Regions from separate parts of the Homo sapiens genome. Here region 1 is linked to region 2. A link is an interaction called in ENCODE POLR2A ChIA-PET data of the cell type or tissue named here. Cell type or tissue: Panc1. All regions are shown on one strand. Links, peaks and the distances in the headings refer to the core of each region. The heading gives the core; the rest is flanking DNA.

Evidence for each region. ChIA-PET counts read pairs that join two places held together with the same protein. Peaks named below come from ENCODE experiments on the same cell type or tissue, not always from the same donor. Only the 100,000 strongest peaks of a DNase experiment are listed, where the experiment ranks them.
Region 1: POLR2A ChIA-PET joins it to region 2 with 5 read pairs; 2 of 35 experiments call an interaction of 5 or more read pairs at or near these places.

What each region holds. Positions count from the first base shown.
Region 1 is chr15:81,236,419-81,245,283 of GRCh38, forward strand. All of the region lies in intron 2 of IL16 (interleukin 16), which reads left to right. Among named protein-coding and RNA genes, the nearest start is that of IL16, 44 kb to the left of the region's middle. In Panc1, for the core only: no CTCF peak of the experiment used is centred there; no DNase peak of the experiment used is centred there.
Region 2 is chr15:81,088,092-81,096,956 of GRCh38, forward strand. No RefSeq gene overlaps it. Among named protein-coding and RNA genes, the nearest start is that of CFAP161, 42 kb to the right of the region's middle. In Panc1, for the core only: no CTCF peak of the experiment used is centred there; a DNase peak (open chromatin) is centred at 4,300; H3K4me3 peaks cover 449 bases.

The DNA.
Region 1 (8,865 bases), core at 2,216-7,215, 150 kb after region 2:
GAGGATGAGCAGGGAGGCAAGGGTGGTCCATGTGCAGGAAGCAAGGAGGGGCTGCCCACAGGTATGATTAATCTTCACTTGCTGACTGTCTCCCCAATTCAATGTGATTTCTAGTTGCTGTTTTTATTGCCAGAAAACATTTTGTACTATTCCTGAAAGCTAGTTTTAGGAGTTGGCCTTTTGAATTTCATTAGCTCTGGCAGAACTTCATTTGGTTAGTGAAGAGGTGTTAGGTAGAAAAGAAGAGGAGAATAAGGCCGGGCGCGGTGGCTCATGCCTGTAATTACAATACTTTGGGAGGCTGAGGCGGGTGGATCATCTGAGGTCAGGAGTTCGAGACCAGCCTGGCCAACATGGCAAAAATCCTGTCTCTACGAAATACACAAAAATTAGCCAGGCCTGGTGGTGGGTGCCCGTAATCCCAGCTACTCAGGAGGCTGAGGCAGGGAGAATTGCTTGAACCCGGGAAGTGGAGGTTGCAGTGAGCTGAGATCGCAACCATTGCACTCCAGCCTGGGTAACAGAGGGAGACTCCATCTCAAAAAAAGAAAGGAAACTGGGAAGAAGTAGTAAACCATCTACCTTTCCAACTCTATTTCTCAATACGGCCCTTCATTTGTACATTACAACCCATGTAGGCTTCTCCCTGTCCTTCACATATAACCCACTGGTTACTGCCTCCAAGCCTTTGTCCTTGTGGCTCTCTGCCTGGAATATCTTCCTCACTCTCATCTTTATGAACCCAAGTTTTAGTTATCCTCTAAGGCTCAGCTTCAGTGGAGCATCCGCCATAAATCTTTTCCTGATCCTCCTCTTATCCTGCACCCTTAGTTTCCACCATCCCTGCTTGAAACAACAAACAATTAAGAAACTTACATATTCCCATTGAAGAATGGCAACTAGCTGCAGGTAGGAGGAATTTACTGTAACAATTTGTGTTTCCACCCCCAGTTTAGAAGAATGTCTGAAAAAAGGTTTAAGGCTGCATGAGATTCTATACATCACACACATGTATCATAGTTTATTATTTTAAGATCTTCAAAGTATTTTATTAAATATTGAACATATAAAAATGAATTTGTAAGATGTATACACACTCTAAAAAATAAAGATGCCCTATACACCGGTGTGTCAATTATCAAGTTTAAGAAACAAACCTTACCGTTAACTTTGAGATTATTTGAATGTTCCTACCTGATGCCTTTCCATTCTCACTCCTCTCTAAGGTAACCACTTAATTTTGGGTTATTATTCTCTTGCTTTTCTTTATACTTTATTATACCTGTTTGTATATCTGAATGTTTTATTATTTAGTTCCACTTATTTTTGATTAGCATTTACATGGTGTCTATTTTTTATCCTTTTATTTTCAACCTATTTGTTATGTTTCAAGTGAGTTTCTTATGGATGGCATATAATTGGGTCATTTAGAAATTTTTATTCACTCTACCAGTCTCTTTATTTTATTTTTTAATTTTATTTATTTTATTTATTTATTTATTTTGAGACGGAGTCTTGCTCTGTCACCCAGGCTGGAGTGCAGTGATGCAATCTCGGCTCACTGCAACCTCCGCCTCCCAGGTGCAAGCAATTCTCTGCCTCAGCCTTCCGAGTAGCTGGGATTACAGGCACCTGCCACCAAGCCTGGCTAATTTTTGTATTTTTAGTAGAGATGGGGTTTTACCATCTTGGCCAGGCTGGTCTTGAACTCCTGACCTCGTGATCCACCCACCTCAGCCTCCCAAAGTGCTGGGATTACAGGCGTGAGCCACTGCGCCCGGCCTAGTCTCTGTATTTTAACTGGTGTATTTAAGCAATTTATATTTAAAGTAATAACTTGTATGTTAGAACTTAAGTCTGTCATTTTATTATTTGTTTCCTGTTTGTTCCCTTTATTTCTTGTTCCTCCATTTATTTTCTTTTGCCATCCGGTGTAATCCTTGAACATTTTAAAGAGTTCCACTTTGATTTATTTATTATGCTTTTGAGTATATAACTTTTTATAGTTTTCATAGTGGTTGCTGTATATATTACCATATATGCACATAACTTGTTATGCAGCCTATTGGTACTGACATTTTACCACTTCGAGTAAAGTGTAGAAGTCTTACTTATATTTAGATCACTTTACTTTTCTCCATTTCTTAAATATTATTGTTTTAAGTACTTTCTCTATATCTATTGAACACCTCATTAGGTGTTGTTATAACTTTTGCCCCAACCATAAAATATAAGTAAAAAAACTCATAAAGGGAAAGATGATCTATTATGTTTATTTATATTTTTACTCATTCTATTCTTCTTCTTTCCTTTCCAAAGGTTCCAGACATTTTATCATTTTCTTTGTATTTGAAGAATTTCCTTTAGCCATTCTTTAAGGGTAGGCCTGCTAGCAATGAATTCTTTTAGTTTTTTTTTTTTTTTACCTGAGAATATCTTTATTTTCCATCATTCCTGAAGGGTAGTTTCAATAGATATAGGATTTATGGTTGACATGAATTTCTTTATGCTTAAAAAAATGTGTCCTGACTTCTGACCTTCATGTTTTCAGATGTGAAATCTGCTGTCATTTGAATTGGTGTTCTTTTTTTTTTTTCTTTACAGGTAATGTGTCATCTTTTTGTTATTTAAACAAATTTTCTTCATCTTTAGTTTTTAGAAGTTTAATTATGATGTATCTAGTTGTTGATTTATTTGGGTTTATTTTAGTTTATCTTTTCTCACATGACTCGTGAATTCTCAGTTCTTGACATTATAAGTGACTCAATTGTATCTTGGACATTTTGATTATTATGTGAGAAGACTCTTCATCTGACTTAGATCTTTTGTTTTAGTAGGCAGCCACTCTGTTTAGGATTAGCATGTAGTTCTGGCCTACTCTTATGAGCTTTTGTTACAATGGCATTTCAGTGTTCAGAGCCCTTGCAGTGCTATTCTGGTATGCTTCATTTTCTGGCACTACCAGTGGTCTTGCTCAATCCCTGCAGTTCTGTCTACTGGGGTGAAAAGACCTTTCCTGGGCTGCCTGGTACCACTGGGTGACCATCTGCTGCTTAGGTTTGGGGACAGAAAAAACCTACAGGGCCTGGGCCTCTTTTTCTACTAGGTGGAGAGCAGAAAAAAATGAAGCACTCAGCTGATGCTGCCCCTGAAGATGAACTGGACCACTTGCCAGTGCCCCAGTGATAGAGTGGGGCTGAGTTAACCTAGGATTTTGCTGCTGCTAAAGTAGACATATCAGACCACATCTTGGCACCCTGGTTGTGGAACAGAGGCTGGGATTCCCCACTAGGTCTTTGCTGGTCTTCCTCCTTTCCTGGTGTTTTAGCCAGGCTGGCGAGAACAGGCTTGTCTTTGTTTGTTTGTTTGTTTGTTTGTTTGTTTTTGGCTTTGCCTATTGGCAGTTCTGGGTTGCAGGCCTCTCCAGCCTCTAGTTTGGGGTAGATAGTAGATAGAAAGAAAATCCAGGGAACTCACCCTATTGTTGTTTCCCAAGTCCTGAGGTAACTAACCAGTTCATTCTGACTTTCAGAATCTTTATATTGTTGTCTATTAAATAATTCCCAGGGTATTTAGTTGTATTTAGCAAAGAGGAGGAAAGTCAGTCTCTACCATCTTGTCCTGGAATTGGAAGTCTCCGTTCTTCTTATTTGTGAACATGATATCAATGCTATTGCACTGTGATTCCTCTTTGGTAAATTTGTTTATGTTATTCAATATTATGTTCCAGGAATTCATTCATATTATTTCATTTTGTTGTAGTTCATTGATTTTTCTCTGCTCTTGAGTTTTCCATTGTGTGAAAACCACTCAATTTATCCATTCTACTATTGGTGGACGTTTGAGATATTTCCCCTTTCCCCTCACCTACTTTAAATTAGAGACTATACTTCCATGGGCATTCTTGTACATACCTCCAGTGGCATCTGTGCAAGTTCAGTAGAGTATAAATCTAGGTGTGGAAATGGTGAGTCAAAGGGTATGGGAATTTTCATATATACTAGATAAAGCCAAATTATTTTCTGAAGTGGTTATACCAATCTACCCTTCCATCAGCAGGTGTAAGTTTCTTTGTTCCTTTGCATCCTCATCAATCCTTGATAACATCAGATTTTAAACTTTCTCCAATCTCAGGGCAATGAAATTGTTTCTAATTTTAGTTGCAACTTTCATTTCCCTGATTACTAATAACGTTGTACGTATATAAACCTTTTTTCATATTTTATAGAAACTTCAATGTTATATACTCATTCAAACCTTTTTCTATTTTTCTTTTGGCTTGCTAGTCTTCTTCCTTCTTTTCCCAGCTTTCTCTATTTTCTCCCAGCTTTTAATTTGTCATTTTTACTCTTTTAATCGATGAGTAGAAGTTCCTAACTTTAATGTGGGATTTATCAATCCTTTCCTTTATACTTTATGCTTTTGTATCTTATTAAAAATTGTTACCATTTCCTAAAGTAATAAACATTATTTTATAATGTCTATTCTTTTTTGTTGTCTTCTAAACATCTTAGAGTTTTGCCTTTTGTGTTTATGTTTTTAGTCTACCTGGAATTGATGTCTGTGGGGTATAGGGGTACATTATTTTTTTTCCATACAGTTAGCCCATTGTTCCAGCGCCCTCTGTTGAAAAGTGTCTCTTTCCCCACAGATCTAAAGTATTAGTTTTGTCAGAATTCAGGTTTCCTCTTATGAACATGGGGTTGTTTCTAGGCTCTCTATTCTATTCCATTTGGTCAGTTTTTAAGATTTGTATGCCAATAAGCCATTGTCTTAATCACTATATTTTAAAACAAGTATTGTTCTCTTGTATGAAAGTATCTCCTTCCTAGTGTTTATTTAGATATACTTATTTATTTGAGGCCCTTTGCTTCTTGATAAATATTTAAGGATAAGCTTAAATCTAAAAAAAAAAGACTTGAAAGTTTGATACTGCATTAAATTTGTAGATAAATTTGGGGGAGAATTGACATCTATTAAGCCTACCACTTTAATAGACATGATATATTGCTGCATTATTCAGGCCTTATTTAATGTATTTCAGCAATTTTTATAATTTTCTTCAGCAAGGGCTTACATATCTTTCATTAGATTAGTTCCCAGGCATTCCTCATTTTCTGGTGCATTGTAATTCTTATCTTTTTAATAATTCTATTTATGAACTGCTATTTGCTGGCATATGGAATGCAATTTTTAAATAGTTATTTTAATTAAACATTTTATTTTGCAATTATGGTAGATTCACCAAAAGTCACAAGAAAACAATACAGAGAAGTCTGTGTATAATCCAGTTTCCCCCAATGGTAACATCTTGTAAAATTATAGTAGAATATTACTGATGTTGATGCAGCCAGTATATAGAATATTTCCATCATCGCAAGGTTCCCTCATGTTACCTTTATATAGCCACAGTCACTTCCCTCCCAACCCCACCTCCACCTTTTCTCCTATTTTTTCTAGAAGTTTCATAGTCTTACATTATACTTGTAAGTCCATTTTGAGTTAATTTTTGTGTGAAATGTGAAACTTAAACCAAGCTTTTTTTTTTTTTCTCTCCTGTGGATATCCAATTATAGCACCATTTGTTGAAAAAAACTATCTTCCATTGAATTCCTGCTGCATCTTTGTCACATATCAGTTTGGTATATGCTTCAGGCTTATTTCTGTGTTCTCTATTCTATGTATATCTCTTACCAAATATCACACAGTGCTGAATTCTGTAGCTATACATTAAGTCTTAAAATTGGGTAGACTGATTCCGCCCATTTTATTCTTCTATTTCAGTCGTTTTAGCTAATGTAATCCCTTTGCATTTACATATAAATTTTGGAATAATTTTGTCTATATCTACAAAAAGTCTTACTGAAGTTTTGGTAGGAATTGCGTTAAACCAGCATATCAGTTTGGGAAGAATTAATCTTTACTATGCTGAGTTTTTCAATCTATGAATATGGTATGTCTCTGTATTTATTTAGATCATCTTTCATTTCTCTCATTAGTGTCTTTGTAGTTTGTAGCATACAAGTCCTATACATGTTTTGTCAGATTTATGCCTAAGTATTTTGCTTTCTTTTGAGTGATTATAAATGGTATGCATTTTAATTTGGGTGTCCAAATATTCATTGATAGTAGATAGAAATACAATTGATTTTTGTAAGCTAATTTTATACCTATGAATTACTGAAACTCATTAGTTCTAGGCATTGAGTTTTTCTGTGTAGACAACAACATCATCAACAAACAAGGACAGTTTTATTTCTTCCTTTCTGATCTTTATGCTTTTTATTTTCTTTTGTTTCCTTATTGTAGTAAGTAGAACTTCCAGTAGTATGTTGAATGAGAGTGTTGAGATTGGGCATTCTTTCTTTGTCCCCAGTCTTGGTGAAAACGTTTAGTTTTCATTATTAATTATGGTTTTAGCCACAGGTTTTTTGCAGATGTTCTTTATGAGGTTGAAGATATTCTCCTCTAGTCCTAGTGTACTGACAGCTTTTAATCATGATTGGGTACTTAATTTGGTCAAAAAATTTTTTTGCATTCATTGATATGATCATGTGATTCTTCTTGTTTAGCCTATTAATAGAGTGAATAACATCAATTGATTCTTGAATATTGAGCCATCCTTGCATTCCAAGAATAATTCCACTTGGTCATCATGTATAATTCTTTTCATATATTGATGAATTCAATTTGCTAACATTTTGCTTATATATTAGCTATATAAGTATATATATATATATATATATTTTTTTTTTTTTTTTTTTTTTTTTTTTTTGAGGCAAGGTCTTGCTCTGTCACCCAGGCTGGAGTGCAGTGGCACAATCATGGCTCACTGCAGTCTTCACCTCTCAGGCTCAAGAAATCCTCCCACCTCAGCCTCTCAAATGGCTGGGACCATAGGCATGTGCCACCATGCCTGGCTAATTTTTATTTTCTTAGTTTTTTTTGTAGAGAGAGAATTTTGCCATGTTGCCCAGTCTGGTTTCAAACTCCTGAGCTCAAGCAATCCACCTGCCTCAGTCTCCCAAAGTGCTGTTGTTATAGGCATGAGCCACCATGTCTGGCCATGCATCTATATTTATGAAGACTATTGGCTTGTAGTTTTCTTTTTTTGTAAATCTTTGTCTGGTTTTGGTACCAAGATAATATTAGCTTAATAAGATGAATTGGGATGTATTTTCTGCCATTTTCTGGAAAAGACTGTGTACAATTTATGTTAATTCTTTAAATGTTTGATAGAATTCTTCAGTAAAGCCATCTGACCCTAGAGGTTTATCATTTGGAAGTTTTGAAATTACAAATTCAATGTTCTTAATAGTTATAGAACTATTCAAATTATGTTTTTCATATTTGTAGAGTTGTGGTAGTTTGTGCTTTTTGAGGAATTGGTACATTTCATTTAGTACATTTATGTGTGTAGAGTGGTTTGTAGCATTTCATTATTATCCTTCAGAAGTCTTCAGGGTTTGTAGTGATAGCTTCTCTTTTATTTCTGATATTAGTAATTTGTGTCTTCTATTTTTTATTGTTTTAATGTTGCAGTCTTGCTAGAGGTTTGTTTCATTGATTGTCTCTATAAAAAATCTTGTATAGCTTTTTTAGTTGTTGTTGTGGGCTTTACATTATATAGACATAACTCATTATAGTCTACTAGTGATCATTTTACCAATTCAAGTGAAGTGTAGCAAACTTATTTCCCTTTACCTACCTCGTTTATGCTATAATTGTCTTAAAATATTTCCTTTACATACACTTAAAACCACATCACAGTGTTAACATTTTTTGCTTCAACCATCAAATACAACTTAGAAAACTCAAGAGAAGAAAAGTCTATTGTATTTACTCATATTTTGTTTGCCATGTGTTTTTCCTTCCTGACGTTTTAAGATTCTTTTTGTTTGTTTGTTTGTTTTCCTTCTGTTTCGTGAATGTGCTTTAGCTGTTTTTTTGGGATAGTTCTGGTGGTGACAAATTCTATTCATTTTCCTTCATCTCAGAATCTCTTAATTTCTCTTTCATTTCAGAAAAAAATATTTTTTGCTACATAAAGGACCTTAGGCTGACAATTTTTTTCTTCCATTACTTAAAAATATACCACATCCTTCTGTCCTCTTTCAGATAAGAAATCTACTGTCATCTGAATTGAGTTTCCTTTATAATTAATGTGTTATTTCTTTCAGCTTGTTTTTAAGATAATTTTATGTGTCTAGTTTTTAAAGTTAAATTATAATGGGCTTTTATGTATGTTTCTTTGGATTTATTGTTTGGAATTCTCTAAGCTTCTTGAATCTGTAATTTCATCTCTTTTCCTAAATTTGTGAAGTGCTCAGCCATTATTTATGAATCCCATTCTCTTTCTCTCTCCTTCCACAACCCTATGACACAAATGTTAGCTCTTTTGTTATAGTATCACAGATCCCTGAGGCTTGGTTCATTTTTTTCCCAGTCTATTTTTCTCTGTCTTGTTCAGATTGAGTAATTTCTGTTATTCCGTATTCTGATTAATTGATTCTTTCCTCTGTCCCCTGAGTTCATTCCTTTAGTTTATTTTGATAATTATATTTTTTAGTGATAAGGTTTCCACTTGATTCTTCATATCTTCTATTTATTTGTTGAAACTTTCTTTTTCATTGTTTTGAGCATGTTTGCAATTGCTTATTTAAAACATTTTATGACAGCTGCCTTAAAATCTTTGTCAAATATTTCTATATTTTCTATCATCTCAGTGTTGGCATCTATTGATGGTTTTTCTTCTATCCTGTTCAAAATATTTCTGGGGTTTGGTATGATTAGTAATTTTCAATTGAATCCTGGACTTTTAAAAATTGTTATGAGGCCCTGGATCTTATTCAAACCTTCCATTTT
Region 2 (8,865 bases), core at 1,426-6,425:
AGTGTCCTACTAGGCATTGTCCAGGTCTCTTCACACTGATGAGTCTACAGGCTGCCCTTGCAGGAGTTGCTCTGATTTCCACCATCACTCTTCCCCGAACCTCTGCCTAACTGCCTCACTGGCCCCCCAAAACCTGTATACCCTAGAACTGCTTTTTGTTTCTGTAAGTTTCCAGAGGACTTCACTCATCTCTGTAGGTTAACTAGAAAGGTTCACAAAACATGTCTGGTATCATCACGGCATGTTGCTTAAAGTGATGGCTTCATAGCTGGGGTCAAATCAACCCAGAGCCTACCTCACTGCTTGTTTGCTACATGACCCAGGAAAATCGCTTTCCTTCAGGTTCTTCTTCTTTAAAATGTAAGAGTTGGATCAGAAGGTTTGTAACATCCCTTCTAGCTCTGATTCCATGATTTATAACCCGTGCATATTTCTTATTAGTTCTGTTTTGTAGTCTGCTGCAGCACTGTGCGATGGGATGGCTGATACTGCCTGGGGAAGTTTTCAGAGGCCGTGGGGGCACAGCTGCTAGGGCAGAGCGTGGGGAGTGTGAGTTTCTGCCTCATATGGTCTGGGGCTCCAGGTCAGCTGTTTTTTATGCAAAGGATGGTATTCATTTTGGCTTTTGAGTGCAGAGAAAATCTAAGAGGCTAAACATTTGTTTGTGGATAAAAATCACGTGCTTAATGGAATAACTTAAGAACTCTTGTGATGCAGGGCCAGACTTCCAGGATGGAGGCAGCCAAGACAAGACAAGGAAAAGAGACTTACATGCACTTTCTAGCAACTTTATTCTCCCTGCCCTCTGGGATCTACAGTGTTTGCTCCATAAACAAGTCTGGATGGCCTTAACCCCTTACATGCCACTCTGCAAGGGCTGTTTTCTGAGTTCACTAGTGTCCTACCAGGCATTGTCCAGGTCTCTCCAGACTGATGAGCCTACAGGCTGCCCTTGCAGGAGTTCCTCCGACTTCCATCATCACTCTTCCCCGAACCTCTGCCTAACTGCCTCACTGCCCCCCAAAAACCCGTATACCCTAGAATGTCTTTCTTTTACTGAAGGCAATGAAGTAGGCTGTAAGCATATATGCTGGGAGCCTAAGAACTCAGTGAAACTTGCGTTTAATGAAATAGTGTGCTTTGTGGATAGGATTGTGGTTACCGAATACAGAATGAAGAAAATGGAAGACCTTTTTTAGGGAATGAGCATTCCTTTATTTTGTAATAAGTGCAGTCTGACGAACTGTGTACGTAAAGTAAGCCTCTGACAGAGAAAAAAGACGAGTTATAAGAAGGGAACTTGGGGAGAGCATAGTTGTAATTACCCTAAAAGTGGGCACCCAGATGAGATGAGAGGGTTGAGGGGAAGTCTGGGATAGCCAGCCATTTAATGACACTGGAAACATTTAGTAGACATTTTTCCCTCTGGTTCTCTACCCCTTACCCTGGGACCAAGATTTATTAAGGATAGGGAGGATCTTGGTCATGGATTTGTACTGAATCTGTACTGGCTCGGGACCAAGAAGGGAGCACCCCTGGTTATGGGAAGGAGTCAATGCTTTTGAGGAACCCATCTCTTACTCTTCCCCAGACTGAGCCAGATAGTTTATTGATTAATTTATTTATTAATCTTTATTGAGTCAGCCTTTATGGTGATGGCTACTGCTGGGGATATAGAAACAATGTGTCCTTCAAGAAGCTCTTGAGCACTTTGATGAGAGTTCTATGACATGAGGTATAGGCAAGAGAGGTAAAGGCAAGATTAGGCAAAGGCTACTTAGGGGAGCTATGTGCACAGCTGACCCCAGGTGAGAGACACCCTCAAGGAGGTGTGGCTCACTAATGCACACATGCTTTCCACCGGGGACAACTGCATTGCCAAGGACAGACAATAACAAGACTCGAAAATAGGACCAGTTGCTGGTAGAGTTATAATTCAAATTCAAGTTTGTATGTAGCAATTGTAACACAAACCTATGTTCAATGCCAAATTCTTCAGAATGGATACAGAAAATCTATGCCCAGTGAGATCATAGGGTGAAATATAAGTAGATTTCTTATTGCATTACTGTACTATTGACCAATTGTTCAACAGCTTCACTGGGGAGAAAACATGTAGAAATGGGCTTGCGTTGTAATGAAATAAAAAACATTCAGGTTAATTGAAGGAGGAAGAGTCATTATTAAGTAACTAAAATGTACACAGACTTTGCTCCAGGAGATCTGGAAGGATGGAATAAAGAACTCTCAGGAGTATAAGCCTGGCTCATGGCAGAAAACTAAATTGAATGTCCTCTAAGTTGAAAATGCAACAGAGATCACTGTGGCCTCATTTTAAATTTTCCACATCATGAGCTTAGGGGATGGAGCCCCAGAGTTAAGAGTTCTTCCCACTCAGTCCAGCAAGAAGTGGCTTGGATAGGAGAAATGTAACTGGGACCATCAGGCATAGGACCTGCAAGAAGCTAAGGGTTAGAATCCTGTCCGCCTCCCAGATACCATGATTCCATTTATTTGAAGTTAAGAATCAGCAAAACTAATCCATGTTGATAAAAATTAGAACTGCAGTTGGCTAAGGGGTGGACTGGGAAATTGACTAGAAAGGGAAACATGGGGGCATTTTCTGGGGGTGATGGAAGTATTCTTTGTCTTGATAGGGGTGGTACCTTTTTCAAAATTCATTAAATTATATGCATGATATCTGTGCATTCCACTGTGTGTAAATTTTACCTCATTAACGATATAGAATTAGTAGGGGAAATTATTTAGAAATATTTCTGAATGGCAAAGCAATGGCAACAAAAGCCAAAATTGACAAATGGGATCTAATTAAACTAAAGAGCTTCTGCACAGCAAAAGAAACTACCATCAGAATGAACAGCCAACCGACAGAATGGGAGAAAATTTTCGCAACCTACTCATCTGACAAAGGGCTAATATCCAGAATCTACAATGAACTCAAACAAATTTACAAGAAAAAAACAAACAACCCCATCAAAAAGTGGTCAAAGGACATGAACAGACACTTCTCAAAAGAAGACATTTATGCAGCCAAAAAACACATGAAAAAATGCTCACCATCACTGGCCATCAGAGAAATGCAAACCAACACCACAATGAGATACCATCTCACACCAGTTAGAATGGCAATCATTAAAAAGTCAGGAAACAACAGGTGCTGGAGAGGATGTGGAGAAATAGGAACACTTTTACACTGTTGGTGGGACCGTAAACTAGTTCAACCATTGTGGAAGTCAGTGTGGCGATTCCTCAGGGATCTAGAACTAGAAATACCATTTGACCCAGCCATCCCATTACTGGGTATATACCCAAAGGACTATAAATCATGCTGCTATAAAGACACATGCACACGTATGTTTATTGAGGCATTATTCACAATAGCAAAGACTTGGAACCAACCCAAATGTCCAACAATGATAGACTGGATTAAGAAAATGTGGCACATATACACCATGGAATACTATGCAGCCATAAAAAATGATGAGTTCATGTCCTTTGTAGGGACATGGATGAAATTGGAAATCATCATTCTCAGTAAACTATCGCAAGAACAAAAAACCAAACACCGCATATTCTCACTCATAGGTGGGAATTGAACAATGAGAACACATGGACACAGGAAGGGGAATATCACGCTCTGGGGACTGTTGTGGGGTGGGGGGTGGGGGGAGGGGGGAGGGATAGCATCGGGAGATATACCTAATGCTAGATGACGAGTTAGTGGGTGCAGCGCACCAGCATGGCACATGTATATATATGTAACTAACCTGCACATTGTGCACATGTACCCTAAAACTTAAAGTATAATAAAAAAAAAAAAGAAATATTTCTGAATGGCCCATACTTCAAAAGGGAAACAATAAATCCTCCGGCTAAAGCCCTAACCTTTAGAGGGTGATGTCAGAAGGAACACCGGAGACTGGACGCCGGAAGACCTGGGTGCTAGACCTGGCTCTGCTGGCCTTTCATGATGGGGAATTCTGTTTTCCTCTTTACCCCTGCTTTGTGTATCACTCAAGGAGTTTTACGAGGAGATCGCTAAGCTCTGACATTGCGAGACACCTTGTCCCTACTTTCTGAGACAGAGGTTGGGCACGATGACCCAGAGGTGAGAGTTGATTTGGTGATTCTTGTGATCTGAATCTCTTCCATATGTCTAGTGTCAGCCCAGCTCAGGGAGCAGAGAACACGGGCAATCTGATACCTCCAGGAAGTCCAATGCTTCGTTGTTGCTAAAATTAGAACCAGGCTGCAGCTTAGATCAAGGCCATTCCTTTCCCAGCCTCACGGTGAGCTAACTCTTCTCCCTCCACCCTGCACCGTACAAATGTGCCGGTAATTATAGCAACATGAGCACCAGATGATTCATCTTGGAGTCTGGAGGAAAAAAGCAGAAACCAAGTTAGAGCTTTACAGAGATCCTGACCCTTATAGACAAGGAGATGAGAGTAGGCAAAAGGAGAAAACAAATGAGACAAGAGGGAAGGAAGAAGGAAAGAAGGAGGCAGAAACAATTGAAGAGAATTAACTTCTTAGCCTGGACAGGAACATGAGCGGAAGACCTAGTTAGTTCCTACTTACCCTTTGCGGCTGTGTTGGCAGCGTACCAAATGACTTCCCCAAGGACAGTGGTCCATTCTTTTTTGAAAAATAACTTCAAAAAATGAAATCATGATCTTTCCTGGTAATGCATTTCAGTAGCTTGCTTGTATCTGTGTGTCAGTACGAATGGAGCTGGAGCTAGGCTTGATCCCAGCTTTGATACAGATTAACCATGATCTCGAGCAATTTACCTAATTGTTTGCACCTCATTTTCTTTGTCATAAAACAGAGAGATCTACCTCAAAGCACGCTGCGCAGCTAAAATAAGGTCAAATATATGAGACTGCCTGGAAGGTTCACACAGGTTGGCCCAACCTAGGTTTAGCTGAAAACATATGTAAAAAAGATTGTCTAATCTAGGTGGTCTTTGTTTCTGCCTCTGGGGATCTTAATTTATCATAGGTATCCATTTCTGAGGTTGTTCTGTGGTAGTTTCTTTATCCTATATTTCTCTAATCATCCACTAGGTTTGCATGCAGATGGCAAGACTAAAAGTTCCTTTCCCTTCTGGTTGACAATGGAGTGGCAGTTAGCTTTTTAGGAGCTACCCTATCTTGAGCCTGTGCTGTCCAAGCTCTCTGTGCCATTTCTTCTGCTGTACGAGGGGATAGATCTGTCCTGCAGGGCTGTTGTGGAGATTAAAAGCAATATCAAATGTGAAGTGCCTAATATAGTGGTAGATACATAATAGATGCTTAGGATGAGAAATGTTTAATAGGATGAGTTATTAGGAATTTTAAACATTAGTTATTTACGCCTGTAATCCCAGCACTTTGGGAGGCCGAGGTGGGCAGATCCCCTGAGGTTAGGAGTTCAAGACCAGCCTGGCCAACATGGTGAAACCCCGTCTCTACTAAAAATACAAAAATTAGCTGGGTGTGGTGGCGGGCGCCTGTAATCCCAGCTACTCAGGAGGCTGAGGCAGGAGAATTGCTTGAACCTGGGTGGCAGAGATTGCAGTGAGCCAAGATAGCACCATTGCACTCCGGCCTGGGCAACAGAGTGAGACTCCATCTCAAACAACAACAACAACAACAAACAACAACAATAAACATTAGTTATTTAATTAGTAAATTTGCTGCCCTGGATTTTTAAGCAGAATAAGAAAACTATTTTTCTCTCCCCTGCAAGGTCCTTTGATGGTCATGCCTTAGTGTTCATGAAGACTGGACTTCCTCTCCTCAGTGGGAGTGATACTCCCCTTGGCCCACCCCGTCCCCTTAGCTCTTACCTTTTCCTGGCACTTTGACCTGACTTCCAACTTCTAGCACCTGTGTCTTTCTTTTATCCTTTTTGCTTGGGGACTGGGGACTTTCCTAGCCACCTGAGCCCACTCTGTCCCCACATGGTTGGAAGTGCTTAGGAATTCGTACTCTTCGCCAGCAATCTTCAACCAATGACTGGTGGGAGCTGGTGGATAAATACCCCAAATCCCTCCCTCCTCAGGTGGGATACAGTTGAGGTTTGTGTTCTGTGTTACCTCCCAGAGTTCCCCAGAGAGATGAAGCCCCAGTTGCCCACAGTGGAAATTTATGTGATGAGGTGCCCTTTGTAGGCTCCTTCCATTCCCCGTCTCACTTCCCTCCGCCCCTACTAGGGTCCTGGGATCGCTTCCCATTCACCTACTTACACTCATTCCTTTTCTCAGAGTTGGCTCCTTGGAGAATTCAACCAAGAAGACTCCAGGGAAGGCTTTGCTTTTGAAAATTAAAGACTCTGAAGGGCAAACTTCTTCTACTGTGTGAGGGGATAGATCTTCCCTGCAGGATGGATTAGCCAAGGGCTAGGGGTTGCAGGTTAATGCAGTGAGAAGAGGGAAATGTCTCAACCCTAGATGATGGGACTTGGATCCCAGGTAAGGAAGCAGCTTCAGATTGATTGGGAAGGAGACCAGGGCACAAGATCACATGCCTTCAAGGGTCAGAACCTCCCAGGGGATATATGTGTGGGTGTCAGTGGGGGACTTGGCATAATATACCGGTCCCTTGAGGCCTAGAGCAAGGTGCCAGGTGGCCAGGTTGGGAGGAAAGGCACAACTGATGGAAGCATCTCACCACTGCAGAGGACTTACCCTGCTGGATGAGTATTTGGGCAAGCAAGAGGGTTTCATCCAGAACCTCACTGTTAGACAGTTGGGGAATGGCTAGTATGCAGTAGTGGCTTTGGGGGAAACAAGAAAAAAACAACAGAAAGATGCCCCCACACAAAGAAACATTGTTTTTGGACACCTATCAGTTGCCTAGATTTCTCTATGTTTGGTCATAGGGAAGAATAGTTGATTTTGGACTTCATGCCAATCCTGGCATATGGAGAGATTAAAACACACCTAATTTCTTTTGGGGAAATACAAGCCTCAGTTTTGTTTTTCACACACACACACACACACACACACACACACACGAGACAGGTTTTTTTTTGAGACAGGTTCTCGCTCTGTCACCCAGGCTGAAGTGCAGTGGCGTAATCACAGCTTACTGCAGCCTCAACCACCAGGGCTCAAGCGATCCTCCTACCTCAGACTCCTGAGTAGCTGGGATGACAGGCATGCTCTACTACACCTGGTTATTTTATTTTTTTGTAGAGACAGGGTCCCACTATGTGGCCAAAGCTGGTCTCAAACTCCTGGGCTCAAGCGATTCTCCTGCCTTGGCCTCCCAAAGTGCAGGGACTAAGACATGAGCCACTGTGCCCGGCCTATGCCTCAGTTTTGTACTTGACTGCCAAGCTCTTCACACTCATAACACCATTCTTATCATTGTTGTTGTTAATAGTAGTAATAATCATAATGGTAATGATAAGAACAATGGGTTGAGGTTTTGCACTCCTGGTGAGGCAGGACTGAGCTGCATCTTTAAGTGACACTCCCTGCACAGTGGTTCTGGTGCCCTCACTTCCGGTGGGCTCCATTTGCAGTGTGTCTTCAATCTTATTGATTGGATGTGTTGAGCAAAATTCAGAGAAAGTGCTTCACAGAACTGCCCTGGCGGGGCTGCAAAATGGCCACACGAGGCTACCCAGAATGAAGCTACGACTTCTAAGCGGGGAAGGGAATACAGAATTACTCTTCCTTCTGGGCATCCTGGCCGCCCCCTCCTCTGACCTTGTGATGCTCTCTCTCTGTCTCGCTGTCTCTCTCTGACCTCTCCCTTCCCCTGGCACTGACTGATAAGGACAACAGAAGTCTGTTTTTGCCAACCTCATGAGGTCTGTGGTGGCCTAAAGTGACTGTGGGGTCTTGACCCTCAGGTCTCACTAGAGTCAGATATACTGAGAGACCAACTTCCCAACCAGAAATAACTTCAGAGAGACAGGACCAGGCTTCCGGAGTCACAGGACTGAGAGAGACTGAGCCAGCTATTTCAGGAGGTCTTCATAACAGCAGACACAAAAACGGAAGACTGAAAACAGAGAGAGAGTTCTTTCTAGACATAAAAGTCTCAAGCTGAAAACCCTGGGGCTATCTCAGCATCAACTCTTGGTGAGGCGCTGCTGTTCCTCAGGTGTGTGGAGACCCAGAAGACAAGTGCTCCCTCTTTTATGCAGAGACAAGCAGCTGTCTTAGAACTGATGATTAGGCTGTGCGCGTGGCTCACACCTGTAATTCCAGCACTTTGAGAGGCAGGTGGATCACTTGAAGTCAGGCGTTTGAGGCCAGCATGGCCAACATGGTGAAACCCCGTCTCTACTAAAAATATGAAAATTTATCTGGGCATGGTGGTGCATGCCTGTAATCCCAGCTACTCAGGAGGTGGAGGCAGGAGAATTGCTTGAACTCGGGAGGCAGAGGTTGCAGTGAGCCGAAATCACACCACTGAACTCCAGCCTTCCAGCCTGGGCAACAGAGTGAGACTCTGAAAAACGAAACAAAACAAAACAAAATACTGATGACCACAGGAATTATATCTGTGTAGCCACAGATGCGAGCCCTTGGGCGTAAGTTTCTCTCTGTCAGTCTAGGTTCTTCCCATCATAAAGTAAGGAGGTCAGTTGAGATGGTCAGCTCCCACCTCTCCTTCCTGCTTCTGAAACTCACAGATGGATACCCCAAGGTGCCCACGTTCTGATTCAGCCCCACCTGAGGCTGGTTCTTTTCTGTCATCTTGATAGTCTTAGAATTCAATTTTCCTGGGGGTCTGGTGTTACCATTATGAACTATCATTCCCTAGGACTCTTTCACGGCCTTCCAAGACACCTATTAGCCTCTCCTTTGAGGCTAACCAGGCTTGGGCATCCGTCCTGATG